Regions from separate parts of the Homo sapiens genome. Here regions 1 and 3 are each linked to region 2. Evidence: chromatin loops called from intact Hi-C (ENCODE). Cell type or tissue: endothelial cell of umbilical vein. All regions are shown on one strand.

Region 1 (8,000 bases), 180 kb after region 2:
ATCAGAGTTGAAACATGGGTTTCTTCTCCCCTCCATCCCTCATTCACGCACACCAAATCACCCTACAGGGAGCAGGTAAAGGATCCAGACATCAGAGACAGCCCCAGCGATGGAAGGGGTCATTCTTTCCTCTTCCTGGAGCCTCAGTCCTGGTCTTCCATACTCTGGCCCCAGGAGCTGTCTGAAGTGCTCTCCTAGAGAGCCAATCCCACTGTCTATTTTTAGTCCTTAGTTTTATTTGAATATTGTGTAATCTCAGATTGGAGTTGGCCCTCTAACAACCTCAGCCCCAGAGAACCTTCACCAGCTGGGAAAGCTTCCCACCCCCCAGCAGGAAGGAATTACTCTCAAAAACTCTTACTCTGTATTTCTGTTTTACAGGCTTTACTGTGCTCAGAGAATATCTATATATAAGGTTCAACAACTCTACAAGGCAGGCAGCCTGGATATTATCCCCATTCTGCAGATTAGGAACAGAACCATGGAAAGGTTATACGTGGCCATTATGCACTAGTGTAGCCATACCAATTGTTAAAAAAAAAAAAAAAAAATCCAAACCAGGTGATAAATAACTGTTGCCCCAAATCTTCTGAGTTATTCTGCTAATAGTTATTCAAGCTTTTGTCCCAAAGCCTCTCTTTGCCCCTGGCTGTCCTAGACCTTCTCCCAGGACATCCTAGACCTCACTACAATTCACCAACTGAAGAATTAATGCCTAGCACAGCAGGAATCTTGGGGACCATCCCTCTGATGGGTCAGAACCTGCCGCATATTAGAATATATTTTCATACTTTCCCTGGTTGTATGACTGACCCTAGATTACATGAGTAAATAACAGAAATAGGAAATTTATACTGAGGCAACTCAGTATAAATTTAATGGGTCAGAGAAATGGACTAAATAAAGCCTGCCTTGGCCAGTGTTTGTCTTCCCTTAGTCTTCTTCTTAGAACATTTTAACATTACATGTGTTTGAAGCCATCTGATGATAATCCAAATTCTTTTTTAAAGTCTTATAAATATTCATATACCTTCCTCATAATCAAAGGCATAGCTGGAGAGTTAGAGCTGGGCTCTGTTACCTTTACCCTATCAGGGCTAGAGGCTTTGTATTTCCAATATTTAGCTTATCATCTGATGCAATGCTCTGGAACAACTCCTAATTATTTCTGATGTCAAGGTGTCAGGAGCTACCAGGTCTCCTCACAGACATTTCCAGTGCTCATAGAGGCAGGTGTGTGACAAATCACATGCACCCACAGGAAGAAAACATAACCAAATGAAACATGAAAGAACACACATGTCTGAATTGGGGATGAAGATCACATCCCCACTTCTCCTCTAAATAATGCCTTCTTGCTTATCCTTGTGTCTGGGTTATTATGATGATGGAAGTGAAGTTTAGCTAGGATGCGGTTGTGAGGAGTTTTCAATATGGCACATGGGCTTTCGGCTACATTAAACCTGTGACAAAAAGCGCTCATTTGAGTCAGGCTGTCACTGTAGCTAACCATGCATCCAGTGAAGTTTCCTAAATTGTTGCAAGCTGAACTGATCAACTCATGAGTCCTAAGATCAGTTCAGCTTGCAACAGTTTAGGAAAGGACTCCAGAGGCCACAACCACTAATGCAGATGTGGAACGGGCTCTTGAAACCCCCAGAGGTGACCAGCAGAACCATAGCCAGACTCAGACTAAAAAGGGCATAAAGCACTACTTTAGATACCGCATATAAGAGGAATCATATAATGATTGTCGTTTTGTGACTGGCTTATTTCATTTAACATCTTCAAGTTTCATCCATGTTGTAGCATTTACAGAATTTACAGAATTTCCTTCCTTTTTAATGCTAAAAATATTCCACTGCATGTATATACTACATTTTGGTTATCCATTCATGCATCAATGAATATCTGGGTTGCTTCTATCTCTTGGCTATTTTGAATGATACTGTTATGAACATGGGTGTGCAAATATCTCTTTGAGACACTGCTTTCAATTGTTTTGGATATACACCCAGAAGTGAGATTGCTTGATCACATGGTAGTTCTATTTTTAATATTTTGAGGAATCACAATAGTTCATTAATTTTGATTGCTGAACAATGTTCTGTGGATATACTATATTTTGTTTATTCATACATCAGTTGATAGACATTTGACTTGTTACCACTTTTTGCCCATTAAAAGCGATGCTGCTACGAACATTCATGGGCAGGTCTTTGTGTGGACATATGTCTTTATGTCTCCTGGGTAGATACGAGTGGAATTTCTGAGTTGTATGATAAATTTATCTGTAACTTTTAAAGAAATAGACACACTATTTTTCCAGAGCGGCTGCACCATTTTGCATTCCCACCAGCAATATATGAGGGTTCCCATTTCTCCACACCTTTGCTAACACTTGTCTGTCTTTCATTACTGGCTGAAAGTCTCAAGAAAGACTGTGCACTCAGGATCATCTTTATGACTAAGTTTACAGTTTCTAGGAAACACAGAAGGATAGTAGGGCAAGTTTTAAGACATCAGAGGAAACCAACAGACAAATCCAGAATAAGGGACATTCCATAATGTGTAAGACAATTGAAGCATGGTCTCTTCAAAGAGTCTTTTTTTTTTTACAAAGAACTGTTGGCCAGGTGCGGCGGCTCACGCCTGTAATACCAGAATTTTGGGAGGCCAAGACGGGTGGATCACGAAGTCAGGAGTTCAAGACCAGCTGGGCCAAGATGCTGAAACCCTGTGTCTACTAAAAACACAAAAATTAGCTGGGCGTGGTGGCAGATGCCTGTAATCCCAGCTACTTGGGAGGCTGAGGCAGGAGAATCGCTTGAACCCGGGAGGCGGAGGTTGCAGTCAGCTGAGATCACACCACTGCACTCCAGCCTGGATGACAGAGCAAGACTGTCTTAAAAAAACAAAAAACAAAAAAACAAAAAACTCTCCTATATTAAAAGAGACTAAAGAGATGTGGCAACCAATGAACCAATGCATGAGTTTTAATTGGATGCTAGTTTCAGAGGGAAAACATCTTTAAGAGATATTTTGGGAACACACAGGTAGACAAAGCAAATGTGGCAAAATATTAGCAACTGTTGAATCTTCCTGTTGGAAATATGCATGTTTATTATACTATTCTTGTATGTTGACAATTTTTATGAATAACTTTTTAAAATCTCATTTGAAGACAGACAAAAAATAACTCCAGAGCCAATATATCCTGCTGGGCAGAAATATCAAGAAAATATCTTTGGTCAGCCAGTATGCTAGCCTCTACTTCTGTCACATTTTCTAAGTCCTCTTCCAGGTATTATTACCTTCTTGTCGGTAACATCCTTCCTGGAACCCCAGGGATAAGCAATGATGTGACCACTGATCCTCCTTTCCCTCCCACCTCTTTGAGAACTTCAGACAATTTAAAAAGAATAAATGGTGACTGAACATAGATAACCCTCTGGGAGAGAATTCTACAGAGTTCTCTCCGACCTCATAATGCAGCGTTCTAGTTGAGAATCCACAAGGTGAAATTTCCATATTCAGCACACATTCCTTGTCCTGTCCAACCTTTGGCTCATAACTTGTTACTTTTCATGTATTTGTGTATTTGCCCCCCTTACCAACCTCCATGAGACGGGAATTCATCTTTAGATCGCCGATAGGGCCGGGGGCAGTGGCTCGCGCCTGTAATCCCAGCACTTTGGGAGGCCAAGGTGGGTGGATCACCTGAGGTCAGTATTTAGAGATCAGCCTGGCCAACATGGTGAAACCCCATCTCTACTAAAAATACAAAAATTAGCTGGGTGTGGTGGCACGTGCCTGTAATCTCAGCTACTCAGGAGGCTGAGGCAGGAGAATTGCTTGAACCTGGGAGGCGGAGGTTGCAGTAAGCCGAGATCGTGCCACTGTACTACAGCCTGGGTGACAGGGCGAGACTTCGTCTCAATCAATCAATCAATAACTATAGCATGTAGCATATGTACTGTACACAAAGTAGGTGTAAATATTTCTACTGAATGAGTGAATGAATGAGTGAATGAATGAATGGATGAAATTCTGAAGTTCGGGGAGGACTTACCCAGGAAGAACACAGTGGGCAACACAGAAGGAGCTGATACAAAGAAGCAGAGAGATTTTTCTGAAGATATCTGAAGGTACCGTCTATGTACACATAGATCTTAGAATCGGGAACCAAAGGACACTGAGAGCCCTTGGAAACCATTAACCTTTCTTGCCCGCCCGCAGCACAGCTGGTGTAAGCTCTTTCGACTCAGTGAGAAATATCCCTTTCTTAGCTTTGAGGACAATGCTTGTTTTTCCCATTCATTAAAATGCATACACCTGCAAAAATCAATTTTTTTTTGATGATGGTGCAGTCAGGATCGGAACACCATTAAACTGTTCCTGCTGCTGCTAATTAGAATTAACTCATTAGCACAGAGGGCTAAGCTGGAGGTGCCAACAGCTCAGCTTCCTGCTTCACCTCTCTCTCTGCTGACAGACCAGGAAGGAAATGAAATATACTTAGTTGAAACGATCTAGTGGCTTCGCAGGAAACGGGTCTTGCCAGATTTCAGGGCCTTCTGCTCTTCACTGACCTGGAAGAAAAGAGTTCCACTCATGAATTCTAAGGAAATTTATCCTCAAAATGGGAACTTGGAAGAGACAACCAGAAAACACCAGTACTTATAACGCTCTTTGGAAGACGTCACTCATCTGGGTCAGGCGCAGTCGTTCTAGCTTAACTCATGTACACTGGTAACCTAGTGCTCCCAGGCCTTGCGGAGCAGTCCTGCACAAGGCCCTTAGGAGACGGAGGTTACAGGAAAGGCCGGCAGCTTTATTTTGTAAGACTAGCAGAGCCACCTTGTGGTTGCTTTAGAAAATTGTGTTTGAGACTGCGGTCTCAAACACTAGAAACAGCATTAAATGATGACCCCAGAGGCAGGAGACGCAAAAAGGAGGAAAGCAGCCAGTATTACCAAGGAAACTTGGAAGCAGAGATAGTAGCATTAAAAAAATTAGTTCTGTTGACAACTATGTTTAAGCAATTTTGAGTTAAAGTTAAAACAACTTCCTCCTCAGACCCTCTAAGATGTTCTCATTGATTGTGAAGCTCTAACAGCAGTATATTCAGCAGTATTTTAAGGATTAGTATGTGTGATCTGAATTTGATAAACACTCTTTAGAGCCACATGGTGAATTACACAAAAATCACACCTGTCAGTACATGAAAATGTTCCTCCATTATTAGAGAAATCTAGTTACTAGAAAACAGTAATGTTCTTTGATGACACTAGCCTGGAAGGCTCAAGTGTGGATTCTTTCAGCTGTACAGTTCCTTCAGGTGTATTTGATCTAATTCAAGCAGGGCATTCCCTTCCAACACTCCTGAAAGATGGTCACACAGGCAGTGGCTGACAATGCCGCGGGCCCCAGCATGTTTGGAGCTCATCAATGTGAAGTGACTCATTCCCTCTGTGTTCAACTCTGTAGGAATTTCTTATATTGGGCTGAAGTCAGCCTCTATGCCTTACATGAATTGGTCTTAGTTCTGCTATTTGAAGCTCCACAGAGTGACTAATCTTTTTCCTTCATGACAATCTTTCAGGAATTTGAAGAGTTGTTATGTCATCTCATCTCAAAATCATCTCCAAGGAAAGCTACCCCAGCATTTTCTATCACCTATAATAGTACCTGGATGTGGTTTTCAGACTCTTCAACCTCCTGGTTACCCTCCTAAAAGCACTTCCTCTGCCTCAGTGTCCCACTTAAAAAGTGTGTGACTTGGAATTGGATACAGCACTTCAGAGCAATGGGCAGTGGGACTACCCCGATATTATATACACAGAGAAAATATTTAATGAACTCTATAATTTTATCAAGGTGTTGAGCTTTTTGAGCACCAACATCTTGAGTAAAAAAAAAAAATCTTTTTACATAGTTGCTAAGCCAGGATTCCCACATTCTCTATGTTTGTACGTACATTGTTTTTTATAACATAAATGTCACACTTCATTCAGTCCTACTTAATTCAATTGGTGGTAACCCATCACTTTAGCTTCTGGAGATATTCTTCCCAACCACTGATTTATCTATTTGTTCACCCTTCCATTCATTCAATAAAGATTTATTGAACAGCTTTTATGTATTAATCATTTCTTAGGCTCTGGGGATTCAAAGACAGTGTCTGTTGCAAAGGAGCTTACTACCATCTAGTAAGAGAGCATTGGTAATTGTTTCTATAATGTCACTGGGTCCTATAGTTGTCACTGGAAACCTTTCTCCAAAATTAGACTGACCCACACCACAACTGTTTAGTTGGGGTACTTCTAGCAGATAAAACTTTATCTGAAGTTATCATGAGAAATTTATCAGTTGTCTTGCTGAAAACAAGATTAGGCCTACACTATTAAACCAGTAAAATGTTGCCGGGCACGGTGGCTCATGCCTGCAATCCCAGCACTTTGGGATCACGAGGTCAGGAGATTGAGATCATCCTGGCTAACATGGTGAAACCCCGTCTCTACTAAAAATACAAAAATTAGCCGGGCGTGGTGGCGGGCGCGCCTGTAGTCCCAGCTACTCGGGAGGCTGAGGCAGGAGAATAGCGTGAACCCAGGAGGCGGAGCTTGCAGTGAGCCGAGATCCCACCATTGCACTCCAGCCTGGGTGACAGAGCAAGACTCCATCAAAAAAAAAAAAAAAAAAAGAAGAAAGAAAGAAAGAAAATGTCTTCCACATTCAAAATGGATCAAACCCTAACATTAAATGCAGACACAAGTCAATTTAATTGTATATCAAATTGCTAACATAACACCAGAGAAAGTATAATCAATTCAAGTAATTTTTGAAAATAACATAATCTAAGTGAGTAACATCTTGTGGCCACAAATAACTGCAAAAAATCTTGAATTCACATAGTAGGTTTGTTGTTAGTAAAGCAACAAGTATAATTCTGAAACTATTTTGTATATAATTGCAGGATAAAACAAATAAATATATTGATATTTTGGAGAAGAAAATATCAAGCCTCTCACTGTAGGAGAATTTGGAATGAGTGTAGATGAAAAAGAACCCTGTAGTATTGGATTTGAATTGGAGATGTAATATAAAATCAATATTTTTAAAAAATATAGCATATACTCCAGGTATACCCACTGAAAGGGCTTCAAAGCAATGATATCCCAGTAACTGGGGCACTTGCAAGCATCATGACACTTCACCTCTGCATGTTTCGGCATGTATCTCCCAAGAACAAAGATATTCTCCTAAGGAACCACAATATCATTATGACATATAAGGATTTAATATTGATTCCTCTTTAAAAAGAATCAGGGCTTTTTAGAGCAATGGATGATTCCAGGAAAGTATAAGATGAGCCTGGAAAGTCTTACAATTCTAGAAGGTGAGGATACGTTCAAAGACTGATGGAGACATGCCAAAAGGACACAAGAGCCAGGTTCAGGAGGCTCCCATGGTCAACTTCAGGGCAGTTTGAGCACCAAAATCAATAATGAAGTAAAGGATTATAATGGACTAGATAAAAAGGAATCCATTTGTGTAGATACTATAAAACCGGGCTGGAGGGGAAGAGAAGAGATTCTTTTTTACTAAAGAATATCAGTTAATTTCCTAAGCACATAGATCATTCTCAAGGATAAACCATATGTTAGGTCACAAAACAAGTCTTAAAAGATCCAAAAATTGAAATTTGTCAATCATCTTCTCTGACCACAATGGAATAAAACTAGAAGTTAACAACAAGTGGAATTTTGGAGACTATACAAACACATGAAAATTAAACAATATGCTCCTGAATGACCAGTGGGTCAGTGAAGAAATTAAGAAGAAAACTGAAAAATTTCTTAAAACAAATGATAATGGAAACACAACATACCAAAACGTAGCAAGTAAAGCAAAAGCAACAATACTAAGAGGAAAGTTTATAGCTATAAATGTCTACATCAAAAAAGAGGAAAAACTTCAAATAAACAATCTAATGA
Region 2 (8,000 bases):
CAGCCGAATTGCCCAGACCACAGAGAGGACAGGCTCTTAGTGGTGACATGCCTGTTGCACTGCTCTTCCCCCAGGCAGGTGCTCCTCTAAATAAATGTTCTGCATTTCTTTGAAGGGGCTCTAAACTGTTATCCCGCCCAGGGTGCCCATGCATGTCAGCCCACTCCCCTCAACCCCATGCTGTACCCCACAATTTACCATTCCTACCAATCCATTTTACCTTCCAACCTTGCCCCCACCCCATGGTGGTCTCAGCCACCACCACTAGGCAATAAGAGCTACCACTGGGTTAAAATGACAATTGTTTTAGCCAAATTTCCTCAAAATAAACAGAGTCCAATCTATGTTCAGTGCTATCCAAGATCATCCCAGACTCACTTCTAAATTTCGTTTCAATGGTTTCCTAATGGAGCTTCAAGACAATTCACACTAAGTCTTTTACCCAATGGAACCCTTGTCTCTTAGCTTCTGCAGTAACCTAGCAATCCAAATTCAAAAAGAGGAAGTGAAGGGCTTGTGGAAACTGGGTCAGCATCTCTTAATGGTGTTGATTCAGCAGAGAATCTAGGCCAGTGACATTTTGTCATGACCTACATTGCGGTAGAACCTTTCATTATACATGGAACTTGAGGCAAGGTTGATTATCTTGGCCTGTAAATGAAGGCACTTCCCCCTCATTCTTGCCAAAGAGAGTGGAAAAACACTTTTAAAAGTCACTCTACCAACTTTAGCCTTAAGATATTGGGTAAGCTACTTGGCTCTGGGTTTCAATGACTACCAGTTGCCCAACGGCATCTGGATGGCTGCTCTGCAGCCACTGTGGGTTTGTTTATAACCCGGGTTTTCAGGATAGAGGCTTTTTATCTTCTTCCCTAAGCAGAGAACAATAACCAGAGTGTGTTTAACCATGAAAGAATAAGGGTAAGCAAATTTGACTTTAAGGCCATGACGTCAAGTGGGGTAAAGAGTCAGTCTCGTTTTGCAGGTAGTTTCACGCAGGTTTGGGCCATATGAGGTCCACCCAGGGTCAGACCGTGAACTCCCTGACATCAGTCCTACAGACACACAAGGAGAGCCTGTTAGACCCGGAAGTATATTTGTCCCTCACTCAGATATACAAAATAATCTGCTCCCAAAAATGTGATTATGGTAAATATTACTTATTTTGTTAGTCTTAGAGCAGGCAGCGACACTTTCTATGCCCTGCCATTGACAAAACCATATGGCCTACTAAGACCAATTTTTAGTGAAGTAAATTCAAGTCCATAAATATTTTATCATTCAAAAATACAATTCCTAACTTGTCAGTAATGGTTACTAACATTTTCTAGAATCTCTTGATTGTAAGGTTAATTTTCATTGAATGTTTCAAGCTCAAGCAGCCTTCACTGCTTTTTATCACTCTGGGTAGAATGGACCACTTTGTTCCCACAGTCCCCTCTACATGCCTTTATTGAAGTGCACATCACTGATGCTTCCAGTTTTGTTCATGTCTGTCTCCATATTGTCTCTCGATGTTATTAAGGGTCAAGGTCATATTTTGATCATCTGTATCTTCTCAGTGCTTAGTATAGTGCCCGGTACAAAGCTGACATCAAATATATATCAGTTGCATAAGTAAATGGATGAAATCTCTTAGAACAGTGCAAAATGTACGGTTTCTGCAGTCAGCTTAGTTTCTTTCATTAGCCAAATCATGACCAATAAGCAAGATTGAAGAGTTAAAATATGGACAAGAATAATTTCTCATTTTCCATTTTCTTCATTTCATAAAGTTTTCTTCCAACTATCCCGTTTCTTCAAAAAAGGATATTTGTATTTTAAGGATATTTTTATTTCTTTTAAGAGTTTATATTATGTAAAGCTGTAAATTCTGCACAGAGATGAGTATAATCCACTATGTAACAAGAGACTGGATTTTTGTCCAGGCTCTAACAATAATCAACTGTGTCACATTAGGAAAGTCACTTCCTTATCTGTTGAGAACAGCTAGAGGTGGCAGATGAGTTTCATCTCAAGGATCAACTCCAATCAATTAGTAGTGACCAGATAAAATACTGTATTGAGGATTCTAAAATCCTATTGACATCAGTGGGAAAGAATGCTGGGATCAATTAGTGAGGTCTATAATGAATATGGTGGGAAAGAATGATGGAAAATAAGCCAGATATTAGCCAACCTAGTATAAATGATCTCACCAGTCCCCTTCAAGCTCTAAAATCCTGATTTGTCTTTTATTAATTCACAGATTACCCAGAATATTTTTAACATTTATAACATACACATATATATATGGCCAGGATATATTCAGTATTTACTAAATCCTGGCACTATGCAAAGTACTTTGCATGGGTTGTCTCATTTCCTCCTCACAACACTGCTAAGAGGCCCACACTATTATTATTCACATCATACAGGATGAGGAAACTGAATCCAGAGAAGTTGAATGGCTTGCAAGTTCACACGGCTATTAACAGTGAAATCGAGACTCACATCCTGAGCACCTTTCTCCCGGAACTATGCTCTTAATCGTTATGTTGGGTTAGATAGTCTACTTTGGCTTCCTTCTAAACAAAACAAAACAAAGAAAACCTAAGATAATGTCTGCAATAGAAAAAAGAAGCATATTCAGCTGACAGGAAATTGCTTGTATTCCACTCTGACAGACAATGATTTGCAACGTTAAGTAACAAAGGGCAGTACAAATATTGACTGTTCCTGAATCACTGATACTGTAAGCAAGTTGTTTGAAATACACATGTTCTTGGGAAAATTCAGACACGTAATCATTTTTCAGTAGTACTATAGAGTTCATGAAGTTAAGATATTTTATGTAAAATAAAACAGGAAATTAAGAAGTTAAGAACATCCTTTGAGGCCTTGATGCTAACAGATATTCTTTTAGATAGGTGGTCAGCAACTTTTCCTATCACATATCATCCTCAGCCCCCTCTCAGCTCCACTGACTTCCCTGACACTCAGCAGATGAGCTCCTCTCTCATTTTTCCTTTTAGGCCAGGTAGACTCATCCATTACACCCCTGCCAGGTCATAATGGCAAGCTACCCTGCAAAAGCTTTTCTAGGTTCAGATTAGAAGAGGTGCTCTAATTCACAGATTGTGGCATGATAGCTTCCTAGAAATGGCTACACACAGCCAGAAATGGCTAAACAAATTTAATTTACCAATAGGTGGAGCATGAGACCTGGCCACACTTCCTTTCACTAAAACCTCAGAAGCACTACCAACCCTCAACGTTAGAAAAGGTCATTTACATGGATGCCCAGAGGGTGGGAGAATGTGCATACTACTTCACAGAGGAGGACGCTACATTTTGCTGCATTTTGTACATGCATTTTCTTGTGTCTTTACTCTCATTTCCCTACTCACTCCTCTCTATTCAAGACTATTCCTTATGTCATCTAGGCTCTGATCTCATCATTTATAACTTTCTTCTTTCCTACATTGGGTTTAAATTAATTTCCAATTACTCATTAAATACACTAATGGATTCTCCTTTTAAGAAATTCAGACATTACAGATAAGGCTAAAGTCCCATAGGCAGTTGAAAATATAGATCTTGAAGGAGAGGTCTAGGACTAGTAGCTTAAATGTAACTGAAGCTTACCATTGGTCATCATGATGGACAGAATTTTCTCCTCTGTATTAAACTTTAAAAAAAAAAAAGTAGTTCCCTCCTCCTCAGCATAAGTTGCCTCAAATCACTTTTACTTTCAGAAACAAAACAAACAAAACCAAAAAACCCTCTCTTTTTCCTAAATCTTCCTCTAGCTACCATCTCTTTTCCTCCTCTCCTTCCAGTCACTTCTTTTAAGGTTTTCTCTGTATCTTTCCGTTTATGCAGTTTCATTACAATGTATCTTCTTCCTGTTTACATTGGGTTAGACCTAATGACAATGAACATAAATTTATATCAAGAGCAAAACAAAACAAAAAAACACCCAAGTTTATTTAATTGCTGCCTTCTGCTACCCCTTGGCCCAGAGAGCTGGGAGTAGGGATGGGGAAGCCAGAAGGCAGTGCACGATTAGACCCATCTGGTATATTCTCAGACAGACAGACAGAGGGCCCCCTAACGGTAAGCAGCTGCTTCTTCCAGTTATAGGACAATATTTGCATCCTGGAATTCCCAGCACACTGTTAAGTACTTGGCACAGCTGGAGAGCAGGTTATTGCTAAGTTAAGCACTTCCTTTCACAAAAGCTTATCTAGGTGTAAGTGATTATTACCAGAAGTGTCCAGCTCACTTCTCTACTTCATCCCTGTCAGTCAATCATACTCATATGTTTACTCTCATATATTTACTCTCATATCATCACATATCATCATAATAAATTTGTTTATGCTTTTAAGCCTAAGATCCTTCTAATTTTTTCTGGCAACACTCCAAAAAGAGTCTCAATACATGAGGTATTAAGCTATTAAATCCATGGATCAAAAGGGAAGGCCCAAAATTTTCTCTTACTATAACATTCCATATGTACACAAACAAACCAGAAATAAATTCTCTTCATAAAAGGACAGCTAGTTGTCTTGATAAAATTTAATAAGTAGTATCCATTCTTTCCCCAAAGATTTAAAACCACTTTTACCATATGGATTAGTCCATTTTCATGCTGCTGATAAAGACATATCTGAGACTGGGCAATTAACAAAAGAAAGGTTTATTGGACTTCCAGTTCCACGTGGCTGGGGAGGCCTCACAATCATGGCAGAAGGCAAGGAGGAGTAAGTCATATCTTATGTGGATGGCAACAGGCAAAGAGAGAGCTTGTGCGGGGAAGCTCCCCCTTATAATACTGTCAGATCTCGTGAGACTCACTCTCTATCACAAGAACAGCATGGGAGAGACCTGCCCCCATGATTCAATTACCTTTCACCAGGTCTCTCCCACAACACATGGGAATTCAAGATGAGATTTAGGTGGGGTCACAGCCAAACCATATCACCATAAACTTCATTTTTAACTATACAGGGCTCTGTTTTCTTTCTTTTTTTTTAATGGTTCTTTGATCTTTAATTCTAGTCCAATGTCAGTACTATGCTGTTCTAATTGCTGCAGTTTCTCATTATATTTTGATATTTGGTAGGGTAAGTGCCCTTTTATTGTTATTTTCAGCAAAAATATTTTGGAGGGGGATCTAGTCTATACACTTGGTCTTCCATGTGAACTTCAGAATCAGCTTGTTATTTTCTATTAAATATTATTTTTGAATTGGTATAGGGGCATATTAAATCAGTGAGAATGAGCTGGACTTTATAATATTCCAGTATTGGAGATAACCAGATAACTACATGGAAAAAAGATAAAATCATATTTACTATTGTCACAATTTATCAAGATATTTTCAACATGGACAAGATATTAATGCAAAAATAAAACGACAAAAATACTTAAAGAAAATGTGAGTGAATTCCTCTATAAGCTGTGAATGTGGAAAATCTTTATATGACTCAATATCCAGACAAGGTAAGGAAGATTGATAAAGCTGACCACATTAAAAAAAATTAATGGTAAAAGACTCCAACAAATGACAAAGTAGACACATGACAACTGGAAAAAATATTAGCAACTTGTATCATAGGTAAAGAGTTGATACCCTTAATATACAAAGAGTTTCTAAAAACAATCAATAACCCTATGGAAAAATAGGCAAGAGATAAAAGCAAAATAATAAGAGAAATGCAACTTAAAGTTTTTTTCAAATCTGCTCCCCAAATATCACCAACTGATAATACAAAGCCAAGTTTCTTGCTTTCATTCATAAGGGAGAATATCACTTCAACAGAGCTTTCATAGCGTCTTGGAGGGAAAAGTAATGTAAGATTTTATTAAGAATAGGAAAGTTGGGGCCGGGTGTGGTGGCTCACGCCTGTAATTCCAGCACTTTGGGAGGCAGAGGCAGGCAGATCATGAGGTCAGGAGATCGAAACCATCCTGGCTAATACGGTGAAACCCCATCTCTACTAAAAATACAAAAAATTAGCCAGGCGTGGTGGTGGGTGCCCGTATTCCCAGCTACTTGGGAGGCTGAGGAAGGAGAATGGTGTGAACCCGGGAGGCAGAGCTTGCAGTGAGCCAAGATCGCGCCAGTGCACTCCAGCTTGGGTGGCAGAGCAAGACTCCATCTCAAAAAAAAAAAAAAAAAAAAAGAATAGGAAAGTTGGATTCCAGTAGGTCTTTCAAAGTAGGGTCGGGGAAAGGCTTGATTAAAATTGGGGAAGGATCCCGATATACACTTGAGGATCATGACAGACTAGTGGAAACCACAAGGTAAGGATTTTGAGGTGAGGGATTCAGAATCTTAGGGCATCAACTGTCTTTCGATGCTTTCTACTGAAGAGTTGATGGAATTTTCAGGAAGTACCCGTAATGAAAAATCAAGTTTTTTGTCTGGGCAAGAGTATTTTGGAATAATAAAGTTATGCTAATAAAGACAATAAAATATAAAGCCATGTCATGCAGACAATAGGTTGTGTGGAGGATAAGTAGTTTCAGTCGTCAGTGTCCACACTATGCAGTGGGGGGCGAGGAGTAGGTGGTTTCAATTCTTACAACACTGAGACCTCCAGTTTCAGCTTAGAGATATAGAGAGCTAAAAAAATAAATAAAAGGATGTTCTCCCTTTTACTAACGAGGAAAAAGATGGACACGCTGCAAACTAATGACTTTTCTTGAACCGGCAGAGAATTAAAATTGCAGGGCAAATAATTAACCTAAAAAGTAGAGAGACAATTACCTGTAGGGAGAAACAAGACCTAAGCATTTGTTACCTGGAATAAATGCTCTCAAATGTCGTATAAAACAGAGGACATTCAACTAGAAATTTTTAACAAATTGTGGGTCGGTATGAGTGTGAAGCCCTTGGAGACAAAGATGGGGGGTGATATTCCAACTTTTTGCTGGTCTCTCTTCCAGGAACTCCACTAGGCTCTCACAGAGGAGACGGGGAGAAGCATGAGAAAGTCCATCTTCTAGGGTTGGAGGGCAACAGCAGCCACTGCAGAAGCTCCACCTAGACTATCTTCCCTACTTTTGCAAAAGAAGGAAAGTCTCAGTCTATATGGGGAAGGTCATCAAAACCTGTATCTGAGGGCACTGGTGGAAACCCACTTCAGCTAGGGGAGGCAAGCATGCGAGTAAGGATAGAACAGTAATACAAGATAGGCCCAGCTTTATGTCTGGAGGAGAGGCAGGAACACCTGTGAAAGCCACAGTTTGGAAACCCACAGGTTTCCTGTTCACAGTACCTGTGGTTCACAGATTTAGTCTCAGCTTCACAGACTAGGCTTAATCAGATCATCGGGGTATACCTTCTTCCCTGCCCCTTAACTCCACACCAACAAGCATCAAGTAGAAATAACAGAAGAATGCAGCTGGGAGAGCTGCAGCAGCACACACTTAACTAGGGAATGGTGTAGAAGAAAGATTCAAAGACAAGCAAAGAGACTAAAATAAGGTATCACTAGAGGAATTTGAAGCCGCTGATGCACAGAGGTAACCCAGGCAACAACAGTTTTTAAATCCAGCCCAATTCCTTACTAGAGTAACACAAGGCTCCACACTAACGGCTAAGCAAAAGGAAAAGTATACTGATCTCCAAGCATAAAAGTTATTTACATCAGTGCCTAATGTTCTATTCAACATGTCTGGATTTCGACAAGAATATAGGAGCATACAAAAAGGCAAGAAAAAAGAATCTGAAGAGACAAAGCAATCATCAGAACCAGGCTCCAATATGATACAGAAAATGTTAAATTAACTATGATTAATATGTTAAAGATGCTAACTTAAAAGGTAGATAGCATGCAAGATCAGATAGGTAATTTCAGGAGAGACAGAAACTGTAAGAAGGAATCACATGAAAATGTTAGAAATCACAAACGCAGGGATTAAACTGAAGAACACTTTTGATGGTTCATTGTTAGACTCAACACAACCAAGAAAAAAACCCTATCCATTTGAAAACATATCAAAAA
Region 3 (8,000 bases), 54 kb before region 2:
CTGAGTGCCTTCGGCGGAGCGGAGACTGGCTTCTCCCGGGTCGGGCCCGCGGAGCCAAGTCTCGCACCACCGCCGCGTGCGCAAATGTGCTCACTCCGGACCGCATCCCTGAGTTCTGCATCCCGCCACGGCTCATGCCCCGCCTGGCCTTGGCTGCGCTCCGGAATTCTTGGGTCGAAGAAGCAGGGATGGACGAGGGCGCCGGCCGCACAGACTGGGACCCGCGCTCGCAGGCCGCGCTGTCACTGCCGCACCTGCCCCGTGTGCGCACCGCCTACGGCTTCTGCGCGCTGCTCGAGAGCCCGCACACGCGCCGCAAGGAGTCGCTCCTGCTCGGGGGCCCGCCCGCGCCCCGGCCCCGGGCCCACACCTACGGCGGCGGCGGCGGCCCGGACGCCCTCCTGGGGACCCTGCGCGTCCCGCGAGCTCCGGGCCCGGCGACCCCCGCGGCCCCCGGCTGTCCCCGCCCGCCCCAGGACGCGCTCGCCCGGCGGCCCCGCGGCTGCCGCCTCCTGCGCGTCCCCGACGGGCTGCTGAGTCGCGCGCTGCGGGCTGGGAGGAGTCGCCGCCTGACCCGCGTCCGCTCCGTCTCCAGCGGGAACGAGGACAAGGAGCGCCGCGCGGGCTCCCAGTCCCCGGCCCGGGCCCCCTCCACGAGCCCGCCGTCGTCCCGGGTCCCGTTTCCCGAGCGCCTGGAGGCCGAGGGCACCGTGGCTCTGGGCCGCGCCGGCGACGCCCTGCGCCTGGCCGCCGAGTACTGTCCGGGAACCGGGCGGCTCCGCCTCCGGCTGCTCCGCGCCGAGAGCCCGGCCGGAGGCGCCCCCGGGCCCCGAGCCGTCAGCTGTCGCCTCAGCCTCGTCCTGCGGCCGCCGGGCACCGCGCTTCGGCAATGCAGCACTGTGGTGGGGCGCAGCCGCAAGGCCTCCTTTGACCAGGACTTCTGCTTCGACGGCCTCTCGGAGGACGAAGTGCGCCGCCTGGCCGTTCGAGTCAAGGCCCGGGACGAGGGCCGCGGCCGGGAGCGGGGCCGCCTGCTGGGCCAGGGTGAGCTGTCCCTGGGCGCCCTCCTGCTGCTCTGAGGGCCCAGCCCTCCCCGGGGCGCTCTGCCCGGGGGACTCCGGACACTGACAGCCGCGTGGTACAAAATAAACGTGTATTTGTTGTTCTTATCAGTCCCGTTTCAGTACAACACTGGCAGAGATGATTCTAGATTAACTATCCCAGTAAAAGATATGATATTTTCCATAGATACCTCCAGAATTTTTTTCAGCAAATGGAATGGTTCTACAGTGTTTCCCAATATAGACAGCCATTTGCATACCATATGTACCACACACGCCTAGGAAATAATGAATCACATGAAGTGTTAGAACTAGAAAGTGTCTTGGCGATCTGTTTGCTCCAATCACCTCATTTTAAAATTGGTGCTTTCCACAACATGCATGGAGACCATCTTGGAGCATTTACTTTTGAAGCATTTTGTTTAAGACCCCGGATAAGAAAATGAGGGCAAAAGAGGTGAAGTGACTTGTCCAAGATCAACAGTGAATTATTAGTTGGAACGCCAGCCTGATACTCCTAGCTATATCTCACTGGAAAAGCATTGGAGAAAATGAAACCATTTTAATATTCTAAGCTTAAATAATAGTTATAATAGGCTAGGTGTGGCGGCTCACGCCTGTAATCCTGGCACTTTGGGAGGCCGAGGCGGGCAGATGGCTTGAGCCCAGGAATTTGAGACCAGGCTGGGCAACATGGGAAGACCGCGTCTCCATAAAAAATACAAAATTTAGCCGGACGTGGTGGCACGCACCTGTAGTTCCAGCTACTCTGGGGCTGAGGCGCAAGGATCACTTGAGCCTGGGAGGTCAAGGCTGCAGTGAGCCGAGATCGTGCCACTGCACTCCAACCTGGGCAACCGGAGTGAGACCCTGTCTGCAAATAATAATAATAATAATAAATAGTTTTACAAGCGTTAATTTATGTTTTAACCCCCAAAAGGAGGCACTGCTATGCCCATTTTACAGATGAGGATATTGAGGCACAGAATAAAGAGCAGAGCCAGAATTTGAACCTAGACAATCAGCATTTCACTCATTACTCTTATGTAGGTAATACCACAGTGTCTAAAGGGCTCGCTATTAAAGTTGCGAGTATTGTGCAACTTCTCTCTGAAACTGTTGACACTGAAGTTCGTGTCTACTTGTATTCCTCATCCTGCTTTTGGTGAAAAAACAAATTGCTTGAAATGAATAATTTATTATCTCATGCTAATAACTTCAGGCATTGAGATGAGCTGATGGGTCTAAAGCTCTGAGGAGGAAGCTAACCGGCCTCAGAATCATAGAAATGGGTGCCAGCCTTGTTGTAACCAGGTGAGTTTATCTGCTGGAACAGGCAGTGGAGAGTGTACAGATAGCATGGTTTTACCTCTGGCTTCTGATAATAATTCCAGATTTAACAATCCTGTTTTAGAGGACGATTTTCCCTCATCCCTTGAATTCACTGCCAGCAGGGCATTTTTTTCTTTTTTTTATGCAAATAGGAAAATGCATCCTAAATGAGGGTTTAAAAAATTGAAAATATTTAAATATACAGGATGGTGTTAAATATGACTCCATTATCAATCTGGATTCAGAAATGGTTTCTGCTTTATTTTATTTCATTTTATCTTTTAGAAACAAGGCGTCACTCTGTCACCCAGGCTGGAGTGCAGTGGTGTGATCATAGCTCACTGCAGCCTCTACCTCCTGACACAAGCTGTCATCCCGCTTTGGCTTCTCAAAGTGCTAGGATTATAGGCGTGAGCCACCATGCCCGACCAGTTTCTGCTTTTATTAAAATTGTTCACAGTTTTATACATTCATGTTCATTAAAAATGCTATTTAGAAAAGAGTTTGATAAAATAAATATTATACAAAATTCGAAGAAAAAAGAAAAGAGTTTCTGTTTCAGTCACAAATTAGGGTTATTGTGATGTGTATTTATGATGACCATTGAACAAATGTGAAGAATACTGTGAATTCTATGACTTTATCAAAATCAGCCACATCCAGGAGCTTGCAGTTGTTGACCAAATGAATGATGACATAGAGTAGTTCAGATCTATCATGTGCTCTTCTATCTAATCAGTCAATATTTCCTTGGCCCTCAAGCCAACATTCATTTTTTATGTATAACCTTCTTCATGATTTTGAAATTTTGATAGGGTAACTGCTAATGAGTTCACAAATGTAGCACTTTAAAAGGAAAATAAATGGAGAGTGAAAACAACTTGGCTACGTATAATTGTGGGTTTTAATTTTTCTGTTTTTAAAATAAAAAATGGCATTGATAGTTTCAATAGCCCAAGTTTTTATTCCAGAAGATGTTGCAATAACTGTTGTCACTAGATTATATACATGTCATTTTATTAAGTAGATTTTTTTTCGTGAAAGTAAATCAGTGCATTTGAGGGATCTAAATTTTTTATGAAATAGTGGTGGTGATTTCCAAACAGAATCACCATTAATGGCAAGTTATGGTTGATCAAATAACCTGAGTCTAATCAAAAAGGTTTTAAAGGGGCTGAGATAGAATCATAAATGATAAAATCATAAAATTTTAGAGTTGAAAAGAACTTTAATAATCATTTTGTGCCGGGTGCGGTGGCTCATGCCTGTAATCCCAGCACTTTGGGAGGCCGAGGCAGGCCGATCACAAGGTCAAGAGTTTGAGACCAGCCTGACCAACATAGTGAAACCCTGTCTCTACTAAAAATGCAAAAAAATTAGCCGGGTGTGGTGGTGCACACCTGTAATCCCAGCTACTCGGGAGGCTGAAGCAGGAGAATCACTTGAACCCAGGAGGTGGAGGTTGCAGTGAGCCAAGATCGCGCCACTGCACCCCAGCCTGGACAACAAAGCGAAACTGTCTCAATAAATAAATAAACAAATAAATAAGTAAATATTTAAAAATAATCATTTTGTGCAAATCTATATCATAGAAGTGGACCAGAGAAGCAAATTTTAGATTGCCCCAAATCACACAGTCAGTAAAAAGAGCTGAGACTAGAACCAATTTGATTTTCATTTTGCTCTTCAATCTAATGGCTCTTTGACTACTAATTCCAGGAAAAGAGAAACACTGTACATCACTAATCTAATCTAATGTTTTTGCATTCAAGAAATCTTACTTGCAATACAAATGTTTGGGATAACATTAGCCTTTCTGGGGCAAATTTAAATTTCATTTACACTTTACTGCCCTCTAGTGGATCCCTCAAGTGTTTTGTCAATTGGCTCTACCCCTATTATTAGATATTAGACCATTTCAACTAAAGGTCAATCTAATGCCAGGACCCTATTTTCTTGAAGACCTTTGCTAATATTAGATTGTAGTGAAGATTCACATTGCAAAGTAACTTAATACACCTATCTGAGAGCACAAGGTGGCAAAAATATTTTAGATTTAAATAAAGAGGGGAAAACTTTTTCCTTTAATAATGAAGTTGGGAGTGTGTGGCAATAGCATGTTGGTTACAGAAAACTGCTTTTAATAGTTCTCATGTTTCTTCTCATCAAGCTTTAGTACTCACATCTTCTCCATAAATGATATGGCATGATCTTGCTTCTTTGTGGTTTAAATATCTTTTCTTTGAACATATTCAAAGAAAAGCCCTACACAATAAACAGAATATGCCGGTTTAAATAGCATCAGTTGAGTAAAAATTTTAACACTGCATTGTCAGCTGGTTTTACAAAGATAATGTATTCTAACCTAAAATGCTAGCTTCAGTATGGCTCAAATATTCCCAGATGATAATTTCTTTGAATCTGATTTTCTTTTATACACACCTCAACAATTCACATTCTCCCCATATCCATCCCCAGCACTTAGTTTAACCATGGCATTTAAGAAACTGTTCTGCCTCCAGGCTTTTGAGTTCACAGAAAAAACAGATGCACGACAGCCCATGGTGTTTTGAAACCCAAGTTTTACTATTCTGTACATTCACGTAGCAAAATCCCATCAAATTAATGTCATAGACATTATAAGCCCATAATAAAATTCTTAGCTAAGAATTCTCCATAGCCCTACTGATTCTGCCTTCTATTACTGTAGATTAGTTCAATCTGTAGAATTTTATATACATGGAAAAATTAAGTATATATTCTTTTTGGGGGAATCTGGCTCCTTTCACTCAGCATTATTGAGATATATCCATGTTGTTGCCTATATCAATAGTTCATTCTTTATATTGCTGACTGGATGACTATCAAATGTCTAAACCCCAATTATTTTATCCCTTTATCTGTAACTGTTTTCCTTGCACTCATTATTTGTTTCTTTTTTCCCTTCTCCTCTTTTTCTGATTTCTCTGGTTTTAATTGAACATTTCATAGGATTTTACTTTATCCTCTTTCTTAGCATATCAATCATAGTTCTTTTTAAAATTTCTTTAGTGTTTGCCCTAGTGTTTGCATTATGCATTTGCAAGTAATCTAAATCCCTTTCAACTAACACTATACCAAGCTTGTCCAATCTGCAGTCCGTGGACGGCATGCGGCCCAGGATGGCTTTGAATACGGCCCAACACAAATTTGTAAACTTTCTTAAAACATTATACGATTTTTTTTTTGCTTTTTTTTTTTAGCTCATCAGCTATTGTTAGTATATTTTTTGTGGGGCCCAAGACATTCTTCTTCTAATGTGGCCCATGTCAAAAGATTGGGTACCCCTGCACTATATACTGCTTCATGGGCAGGTAGCTATATTATAATAGGGTATTCCCAATTCCTCCCTCCCTTCCCTTAACACATTGTAATTTATTTAATTTATCTGTTCTTTGGTGTCTGTCATTCATTTGGAAAAACTTTCATCCATTTTTACTTCATTTGCTTCATTCTCTCTTTCTTTTCCTCTCAATCACTCATATGTTACATCTTTTGGAATCATCACACAGTCTTGGATATTCTGCTCTTTTTTTTTCTCTTTGCATTGCAGTTTGGGAAATTTCTATGGACATGTCTCCAAGTTCATTGGTTATTTCCTTGGCCATGTCCAATCTATTAATGAAGCCATTTTAAATTTTCAACATTTCCTTTTGATTCATTTTTTAGGTTTTCCTGTCTCTGTTTACATTGCCCACATGTTCTTGCATGTTGTCTGCTTTTCCCATTCTAGCCCTCAACGTATTAATTATAGTTATTTTAAATTCCTGGTCGGACAGTTCTAAAACCTGTGTCGTATCTGAGTCTGGTTCTCTTGCTTTGTCTCTTCAGATCGTTTTTATCTTGTCTCCTAGTGTGCCTTATTGAAAGCTGGGCATGAATAATCAGATACTAGGAACTGAGGTAAATAGTGTGAGGCTTTATGTTTATCTGGAGGAGTTATGCTGTGGTTGCTCTTTGCTATAGCTGTAAGTATCTGCGGCCAGTTTCCCTTAATGTCCATGTTTTTATCTCCTCTGCTGTCTTGAGTATCCCTAAGAGCACCTTCTTACATAAAGCATCTGCCTTGAAACTCTTTCAGCTGTTATCCACTGATGTCCTGACCCCTGTTGATATGGTGGTAAATGTTGGGAAAGGAAAGCAGTCTATAACTCTATGATTAAATCTCAGTCTACTAGTGGACCATTGTCCTTGGGTTGAGACCTTCACAAATGTTTCTTAGCCTTTTTTCTCCAGGTGAGATGGGAAGGCTAGCAGGGCTCAAGTTGAGGAATTGCCCCTCTCCTAAGCTCATAAGACTCTGGTAAGGTCCTTTTCTCAAGAAGAGTAGATTTTTGTTATGGAAAAATGCTTTGAGAGTATTTCAAAATGATTACTGCTAAGTTTTCTCTTAGCTCTTCACCATGAGAACCTGGTGGGGCTTCTGGGAATAACCCATGAAAGTGCGCCACCTACAACACCCTTCCCCCAACCCCAAGACTGTGGATCGCAGGAGTATCTCATGCTCACATTAGTCCATACTCAGCCTCCAGGAATTTGTCAAAATAACCATTTAGTATTCCCATTAGTTTATGGCTCCAGTAGCTTCTGCTCCAGGTAAGCTGATCTTGGCTTGACTCTCCATGTCAGCTTGTTCCTCCAGATTTCAGGGTAGTGGTTTGCCTTGCTACATCTAATCTCTGATAGGTCTAAGAAAAATTATGAATTTTTAGTTTGTTCATTTTTGTTTTCTTATTGTAAGAATGGGAATGACAACTTTCAAGCTCTTTATATGGTGGAGTTCATTATGAGACAAGCTTAAAGGGAGGCTGACCCCATTTGGGAAGTTAGGCTTCCAGAATCAGTATCCATTCTCCTGCTAATAGATATTTAGATTATGTCCAATTTCAAGCTTTTATGAATAAAACTGCTACAAAAATTCATGTACAAGACTTTGCATGGTTGTATGATTTCATTCCTCTTGGGTAAATACCTAGAGTGGAACAGCTGGATCATTATATGGTAGCTGTATATTTAACTTTCTAAGAAACTGACATACTCTTTTCCAGAGTGGTTGTGTCATTTTACTTTCTTACCAACAAGGTGTAAGAGTTCTGGTTGCTCAACACCCTCACCAACACTTGCACAATAAGGAACTTTTGAAGGAAATATATACAGACGGTCCCCGACTTAAAATTGTTCTACTTAACAATTCTTTGACTTCACAATGGTGAGCAAGCGATATGTATTCAATAGAAACTGTACGTTCGAATTTCGATGTAATGTAATCATCATTATCTTGGTATAAGATATTCAGAAAATATGCGGGTCCATTAAAGAAACCTGGAACATCAAGATTTTTAAATATTCAGCGATGATTCCACAGCTTTAGTGTTCAGTAAGAGTTACTGTGTTTCTTTCCAAAACTCATTAATTTAGCCATTTAAAACCAATACAGATAGGCCGGGCACGGTGCCTCACGTCGGTAATCCTAGCACTTTGGGAGGCCGAGGCGGGTGGATCACGAGGTCAGGAGATTGAGACCAGTGTGGCCAACATGGTGAAACCCTGTCTCTACTAAAAACACAA

The links. A loop is a pair of places that touch in the nucleus more often than their neighbours do. Peaks named below come from ENCODE experiments on the same cell type or tissue, not always from the same donor. Only the 100,000 strongest peaks of a DNase experiment are listed, where the experiment ranks them.
Region 1: a loop joins it to region 2, with 9 times the contacts of the local background. A loop is called at or near these places in 7 of 110 quality-filtered maps.
Region 3: it touches region 2 in a loop (6-fold over the local background); 11 of 110 quality-filtered maps call a loop at or near these places.

The regions. Positions count from the first base shown.
Region 1 is chr15:62,302,238-62,310,237 of GRCh38, forward strand. MIR8067 (microRNA 8067) reads right to left here and starts at 2,497; the gene lies at 2,421-2,497. In endothelial cell of umbilical vein, a CTCF peak has its summit at 4,851 (motif pointing left); a DNase peak (open chromatin) is centred at 4,824; H3K27me3 peaks cover 382 bases.
Region 2 is chr15:62,121,862-62,129,861 of GRCh38, forward strand. No RefSeq gene overlaps it. Among named protein-coding and RNA genes, the nearest start is that of C2CD4B, 39 kb to the right of the region's middle. In endothelial cell of umbilical vein, a CTCF peak has its summit at 4,093; DNase peaks (open chromatin) are centred at 2,540, 3,330 and 4,120; H3K27ac peaks cover 2,770 bases.
Region 3 is chr15:62,067,645-62,075,644 of GRCh38, forward strand. It overlaps C2CD4A (C2 calcium dependent domain containing 4A), which reads left to right. Exons shown (of 2, transcript NM_207322.3): 2 at 1-3,273. The coding sequence ends at 1,079. Among named protein-coding and RNA genes, the nearest start is that of C2CD4A, 4.7 kb to the left of the region's middle. RefSeq lists an enhancer at 1-72 and silencers at 303-352, 483-622, 673-1,162. In endothelial cell of umbilical vein, CTCF peaks have their summits at 991 and 4,286 (motif pointing left); DNase peaks (open chromatin) are centred at 127, 887 and 4,227; H3K4me3 peaks cover 1,221 bases.